2 separate regions of the Homo sapiens genome follow, and region 2 is linked to region 1. Evidence: chromatin loops called from intact Hi-C (ENCODE). Cell type or tissue: Calu3. All regions are shown on one strand.

Region 1 (4,000 bases):
AAAGCAATTTCTCTGTGAAACATTAACCAACATTTCTATGGTGTTCTGTATTTTATGAAGTGATTTCAGATGCATGCATATATCAATCTAGCAAAGAAAAGGAAAGAAGCAACAAATCCTTTGTGTGGTGCCCTTATATCAAATATTTCACTTCTAAAACAACTCAGAAGTACTATTCTTACCCATAAGGAATCAGACTCAGAGTGGCTAAGTAATTTGAACAAAGTCATATAGTAATTAGCAAAGCCAGGACTCAAATCCTGATATCTGAGTACAATCCTATTTTCTAGACAACAGATGGAGATTATGGGAAGTTAAGTCATTGGCCTCACATATCTAGCAACTAAGTTATAGGGCCTATATTTGAATTCACATCTCTAGATCCTAAAGCAAGCATTCATTCTATTGAGTCAGTATTTCTCAACATTCTCTGCAAAGCACCTAAATGAAAATCACCCAGTTACCTGTCCTTTAGAGAAAACAGGTCCAGCATCAGGGTTCTAAAAGCATGACTTCTAGACCAGCTGCATCCCCATTACCTGTGAACTTGTCAGAAACACAAATCCCCGGGCCCTACCCTAGACCTATAGAATCAGAAACTCTAGAGGTGAAGTCCAGTAATCTGTAGTTTGATATGTCATCCAAGTGATCCTGATGCCTGCTAAAATTTGAGAACCACTGATCTAGCAGCATCCTTTCCCTTAATCTCCTCCATGAAAGCAACTCATTCACACCTGAACCTTTTCTAGGGCAAACAATTATAACACTTGTAACCTCACCTTAATAACCATCGAAAGGTACTCAGTATTTGATCTATGCCCGTAATACTCGGGAAGGCACCAAATCCCTTGGTGTTTGATCACACCACCAAAATTTCATTTTAGTCTCTTTCTCAAACACAATTAAAAAACAGAGGACTCAAGGGTCTGCTGAAAGAATTAAACCTGAACATGTCCTCAGAAATTGACTTCTAAAGAAACGAAAAAGATTCCAACAATATCATTTGCATAAGAGCATTTCACGACTCTGAACAGAGTTTTTTCATGCAGAAACTTACATTAGAAAATGGAGTTTCCTCCAAGAGAATCCACCAGGGTGTGTTGTAAGGCTTTGTTTTAGAGCTGAGCTTGGCAACATGACGTTGGTGTGTGGGCTTTTCTCAGTTTCCTTATTTCTTGGTGGGTGGTTTGTTTTATGACACTAAATGTTCTTCTCAAGCAGGTGTTGGCTAGATGGAATAAAACTAATTAGTCTGATGTTGGGGAAAACCGGGTCTAGAAGACTGAAATTCAGACTGTGTTTGTGTTATTTGCTTGAATTACATGAGTGTTCTAACAAGGGGTGAAAATGTATTACTTTTCCTGGAGTATGCTACATTTTATCAAGGAAAACACAATCAGTAGTACCAAATACAAGTATAATGTTAGCTGGTTAAACCAACAAGATCCTGCATCTCCCAATTTATTGCTTAGCGATTGAATTCACCTGGAGTCAGGACAGCCATGGGTAAAGGTCTTGCAAGGAATGATGCAACATTGCCATCTTGTGGTTTCCAGCTGAAAATGGCTGAGGCAGAAATAATATCCACCCCCATTAAAACAGGCTTCTCTAAGTGTTTGACCTTTGCATTTTCAGCTGAGAATTCAGCTGGTAGGGAAGAGACAAGGCCTATTTCCAGATGGACACAAGACACAGTAGTAACTGGGTAATCGGGTTTACCCTCCTGAGCTCCCATTGTCCCCTCTTGTTCGATTCATTGAGTTCTCTCCCCACTCTGCTCGTCTTGTTATTAATAGTAGCTGCTGTATGACTCCAGCTGAATCAGCCTCTGCCATTCCTGAATCTCAGCTGACAGCCATTTAAGTGTGGCTCAGCAATCTAAATCACAGGTTCTATTCCCTTTCTGATTCTCCAAGTTTCAGAGCCCACGCCCAACCATTAGGAACCAAATCTTATCCTGGAAAAGAACAGAAACTCAGAAACTCTAACAGTGATCACTCCAGCAGTTCACCTGCCTGATCTTCAACATTTTTTACTTGTTTATTAATCATGTAGGAGTTATGATTAGTGTAAATATCAAGGAGTCTGACAATCCATCGATACCTTTAGGGAAAGAATTTTCGAAATGAATCAAAGACATATCAGTAAACTTATGTATCTGCAAAAAACAATCTCCCCCAAATTTGCATTAGTTTACTTTCTAGATTCCAATAGCATATGCTCACTTATAATCAGTCAGTGAAAAACTTGACCACGTACAATGTACCAAGCATTGGGCCATGTGTTTTGGATAAGTAATAAAACAGACCTGGCCCCAGCAAACATGTTGCTGGCCATCTAAGAGGGAGGACATATTTCATTTTTAAAAATCTATCATGGATATCAGTTTTTACCAAGGAGGAGAAGTACAAAGTACAATTGTGGAATCCCTTTGTGAGATCTTCTCACCTTTCCCATGAGGCAGCAGGGTGGTATTACACAAAGAGCATGGGTCTCAGATCTAGGTTTGTATTCCAACCCTCACACTCATCAGCTGGTAATGTGGACAGGTCAGTTTAACTCTTGGAGCCTCAGTTTTCTTATAACCAGAATCAATACATATTTCTCTACTTTATGAGAATAGCAAGAGGATTAAATGTGGTATTGCATGAAAAGATGTTCAAGTTCCTGGCACAGAATAAATGGTAGCAACTTTCCCTCTCATTTCAACCAGGATGCTTCTGATAAGTCACTTAGTAACTTCTTCACAACTTCACCTTAGAGCTGGTGTGTGGTACTTAAAGACTGAAGAGTGAATTTATTATCCCCCCCCCAAAAAATCTGATTACTCTATTTTTTAAGGGTTATCCCCATTTATTAATGACCCTACTGCATGACAGGGCCTGGCCAGGTCCTCTATATCTATGCTATTTCTAATTCTCGAAACTTTAAATACTACATTTCAAAGCTAAACACACATACAATTAATATCTGGAAAGTCTCATTATCTGCAGTGGGAGATGAAGTCTCCTTCTTTCTCCTAGTATGAATGACAGCTTTGGTGTTTCCTAATTAAGAAGTTAAATTCAAAATGTCTTTTATCCTCATCCCTAGAGGCAAGCTGGCACTTAATGTAAAATGAAACATTTGGGATGACCATTTGAAGGCACAGTAGGAGATTTAAAAGAATATGTATATCTGTTTGCTTGAATCTGCTTGCTAGCAGCTCTGGTCAAACTCATGCTAATTCTCTCATGCTCACTCTCAGCTCTTCTGAATCGGCCAGGAAAGATCTTTTTTTCCATATTTCCTCCACCTTGGGAGGCACTGCTTCCTGCTGATGCCTTTATAAACTGGAGTCTAACTTTGGAGTTTACAGAGAAGGCTAGGAAATGTTCATTTCTAAAAGAATTTTAAGAAACATGAAAAAACCCACACACTGTAGCAGGATCAATATTCACTTATACTGCACTCCGAAGTACAAAAATAAATAGCCTTTTTATTCTTCTGTAATTGATCTGGTCTTCTTCACAGGCTTTCACCCAGTTGATGGCAACAGAAATAGATATTTGTCTGACCTAGTAATTTAGACTTCCTGGGCATCATCACATCTCTGCTTGAATGACCTGGGTAAATGCTCAGGGTTTTAGAGACTGAGCTCCCTTCCCTTGCTCCTCCTACGATGCATCTTGGATATGGGAGAAAGGATGTGGCTCATGCAACCTTGAGGAGGCAGAAGGGAGGGAGCCGGCTGGAGTCCTAGAGAGGTAGGTTGGTATCTGCTGCAGAGGGCCTAGGCTGGGCTGGCCCCTGGAGACTACTGAGGCATGACCTTGTGCCCTGGGCATTCTGCTGGGGCCTCTCTGTAAAGTCTATGGCTGTTATACCTCAGGATGCCAGACTCAGCTCTTGCTTGCAGGGTGGACACACCCAAGGCCTGGCCAGGAAGCCCTGCCCTGCTGTCCTCAGCAATGTGGCTCCTTTGTCCATGAAAGCAACCCCTTCCTGCCATATTCCCCAG
Region 2 (4,000 bases), 750 kb before region 1:
GTTTCACCAGCACTCAATCTGTGTCTCTTCCAATTTATTCAATTTGAAACACGTGAACCTTTGCCAGTTTCAGTAGTAGAAATCAATCTTATTAGTGAAACTAACAAGTGGTGAAAGCAATATTCGGTAGAAGAAAGGTCAGGGAGTAGTGATGAGGAAGTCTTGCCACTCTTGGCCCACAAACCACAGAACAACTTCATGTTTCAACATATCCTCTCTCTCCTATTGCTGCTTGGGCTGTTATCACAGCAGCACCAGAAAGTCTTTACATCAGTTTCTGACTGCCACATAATATTGCCATGTCAAGTATGGAACTGAGTTCTCAGAGATGCTGCCTAATTGATAGCAAGATCAGGATTCATGGGAATCTTTGTCAGTCTTAATCAAGAAATTAGGGGAAAAGACAACTCTGAGTGATAGAGAAACAAGTAGAATCAGTCGTTCATGCCACCAATTTGTTTCTTCTTATTTCTTCCCCACACCTCCCCACTCCACCCCCTTTAGAATTTGTTTCCTGCTATGAAGATGCAGTCTAAACAGCTTTCCTTCCTTTTTACTTTGCTTTTTACTTTCTAATACGTTATAGCATATTAGAGAGGCATTTTAGAATAATAGATTGAGAGATTTGGGTTGCAGATCCTGATTTTGAGAATGCAATTAAAGAAAAAATAATAGCATATAATGGCATGATATAACCATTTAGCATATATTAACTCATTTCATCCTTATATTTATATGTTTGTTACCAATATTATCCACATTTTGCCCATGAAGGAATCAAAACCTAGACTGCATTAGGACCTTGCTCAGCATCACAAAACTACCAAGTAGAATGCCTCTGAGCAAGACATAGAAGGTCCAAAACCTAAATTTTATCTAGGGGTATTTTTTATGGACCAGGAAAAATCTGACAATATAAGTCTGAAACTCATTCATTCTTTATTTCTCTTACACCAACATTTAATTCATTAACAAACTGCGTTACTTTTTCAGGGACGTCTCAGAGATCAGATTATTAAATTGTTAACCCAATCCCACCCCCAGCCTGGGCATCCTCCATTCTTTTTGTTTTCTACCTAGAATGTATTATTATCTAATATGCTATTATATGGGCTTATATATTATATTTGTATGTTCCATCTTCATCTCAGCAGCCCCTTCCATACCTTCCATAGCTCTGATAGAATATAAGCTCCACAAACAGTTTTGTTGTGGTAGTTTTTTGTTTGTTTGTTTGTTTTTACTAATTCGTTCAGTTTTCTATATTCAGGCCATGGAGCACTGCCTGGTACAGAAGAGATAAATATTTGTTGAATTAGCAAATTGTTTAGTTACTCATATTAATTATTGAATAAAGCAGCAGAATCTTCCTTTCAAATTTATGTTTGTATAAAGCATTGTTTAGAATTAAGAAAAACAAAAAAGTGTACCAAGAACATTTCTCTCATAGATTTACAAAAGTCTGTCTTTTCTTCCTCTGTAATAGCAAAATAATAATATTTTCTTATTTGGAAATAGGGCAAGAGCATGTCTCAGTTGGAGCCTCTTGCTCTTTTCTTTCATATTGAAACAACCCCACCTTGTGGAATGAAGGGTAAATTTGCCAAAGTCTCAAATACTCGGGCAGCATTTTTGCAACTGCAGATATATAGGGCACTGCGTACTTTTGGCTCTTTCAAGTCTCTGTTGATTTCCAAATGTTTCATAACTACTGTGGGTGGAGGTGCTGGAAACACAGGCTGTTTACTGTCCCAATTGAGCCACTCCCTGAGGTGATGTTTGAGCAGCAAACTTTGATTCGCTATTTTTTTTTTTTAAGAAATATTCCTTTGCCTCATAGTTGTGCCAGAATATTATTTGTTCTAGTTTGTTTTCCTAGAAGAATACCATACTTTCTCATAAAATGTATGTAAGTTCTAAGGTGGTGTATTTATACAATTATAAGGCAACCAGAGACGACTACAACCAGTGAAGATGGACAGTTCTGGATTGATTAAGGAAATCAATGACTATATCCTGAGATAATTCAGACTGAATAGGAGCTTTTGCTAGGAAAAAAAGATGTTCTAGATTATATTGTACTCTGGGCAGTAAAAATTCCAATTTAAGCTGAAAGTATTGTAAGGAAATAACTATGTGTTCCTCAGTGCTAATAGCCTTAGAAGTTCCAAGGATAATTTGTTTGATTGATGGACTATGGCAGATGACACAGAAAATATCATATTTTATATTTAAATGAATACAACCACTGTGTATTGTTTACTCAAAATTACTTTTGGTTTGAAACAATTTTTCTTCCTTTTAGTAAATATAGAAAAGAGCAAATTGCTTTACAAATATTATTGGTTTTAAATAAGTCTTCCTTCACATCTTAATTTTTTAAGTAAATTCTTAAAGAAATCAATTTACCCAAAGTTCCTTAAATAAAAACTATTCTAATTTTCTTGTTATCCTTCTATTTGTATCATACTTTTGTATGTATTTTATATTGTTCAATATATTTTATATTGAACAAGTATATTATATTATACTTGTTCAATATAATTGAACATTATATTATATTGTTCAAGTATTTTATATTGTTCAATATTCATGTGGTTTACATTTTAGACATTTCCCTTAGTATTTATAGTTAATATGTTTTGACGCTGTGAGCATTTTTCATATCTAAGTAATATTTCTTTAATATTAAGTATCATAACACATGTAATAATTCTTCCATTTAAAAAAATTTATAATTTCTCTCTACTGTAATCAGAATATGAATTGCTACCATTTTATGACTGCAATATTCTTTAGAAAAATTATTGAATAAAGTCAAAAGAGAGAATAGAGATAAACATCACATTTAAATTCAATGTTTATGTATAAGAACATCTTGGGTAATACAGGTTAGGTTTTTCTCAATAACAATCTAGTTACCTCTTCTCCCTATACGTTCTCTGCATGATGTGAAAGACAGAAAGATTTCATTTTCCTTGCCAGTGCTTATAAGGGCAGTTATAGATAACCCACTCTGCCTCTTCCTTCAGGATGTTAAGTAGAAGTAAAATCCCAAGAATACACAGTCCAGAGTGGGTTTCCAATACCCACCAAAACCTAGCATGAGCTGTTGTATAATTAGATCAGACTGCGCATAAAGCACTTTGAACAATGCCTGGCATAGAGCAAGAACTCAATAAATGTTAGCTGTTGTTACATTTTTACATCTATGTCTGTTGAAAGGTACATCTATTCTCCATGGATCCCATATTCATTCTCTAAAGCTCCATAATATTGTTAAAATATTTTGAAGCAATAAGAGATTCTGTGAACCAGTAGCTTCCCCAATATAGTCATGCATAGCTGGGGCTAGAATTCAATCACAGAAATATTGTTTGTTTTTCTTCTTTCCACACACAGTTAAAGAAAACATAAAATAAATTCATTAATCTTAAACTATAATAAGCTCCAAATTGTAGAATCAGAAAGACTACAATTGGTTTTTTACATTTCAGGTAAAATTATAAGATATAATCTTATCACATAGCAGCCAAAAAAAATCTTAAAAATCTAAAATAAAATGATTGCTTATGTAAATGCAGATTTGAGATTATTATAAGAGGAGAAGATCATTATTCTTTTCAGTTTCAAAGGAAATGAATTCTAAGATTTTAGTCAGAAAATGGCATTAGTGTAACACTCAGAATTGATAACTCTTTAAGTGTTATTTAATAGGGTTGAACATTGTTAATTTCAGGGTGATGGTAGGCTCTTCTCCCTGTGGTGAATGAACAAACAAAGACGATAAAAGTCAATCAAGAATTCAGAATCACAACAAGGGTTCTACTAATTTACTTTCATGGTACATTTTAGTTATTTTTAAAGCTCTCTTACATTCAACAATAAGTACATACTACTAGACATCGCTATGGGATGCCAATTGTACCATGACTATGAATTATTTGTAGAAAAGTAGAATGAGTGTTGTAATTTTTTTAAAGATATAATTGATTAACAG

What was found. A loop is a pair of places that touch in the nucleus more often than their neighbours do. Peaks named below come from ENCODE experiments on the same cell type or tissue, not always from the same donor. Only the 100,000 strongest peaks of a DNase experiment are listed, where the experiment ranks them.
Region 2: it touches region 1 in a loop (13-fold over the local background); 3 of 110 quality-filtered maps call a loop at or near these places.

What each region holds. Positions count from the first base shown.
Region 1 is chr11:36,700,346-36,704,345 of GRCh38, reverse strand. It overlaps LOC107984326 (a long non-coding RNA gene), which reads right to left and starts at 1,421. Exons shown (of 4, transcript XR_001748187.1): 1 at 1,058-1,421. In Calu3, a CTCF peak has its summit at 1,535 (motif pointing left); a DNase peak (open chromatin) is centred at 1,535.
Region 2 is chr11:37,446,967-37,450,966 of GRCh38, reverse strand. No RefSeq gene overlaps it. Among named protein-coding and RNA genes, the nearest start is that of LINC02760, 490 kb to the left of the region's middle. In Calu3, a CTCF peak has its summit at 1,609; a DNase peak (open chromatin) is centred at 1,606.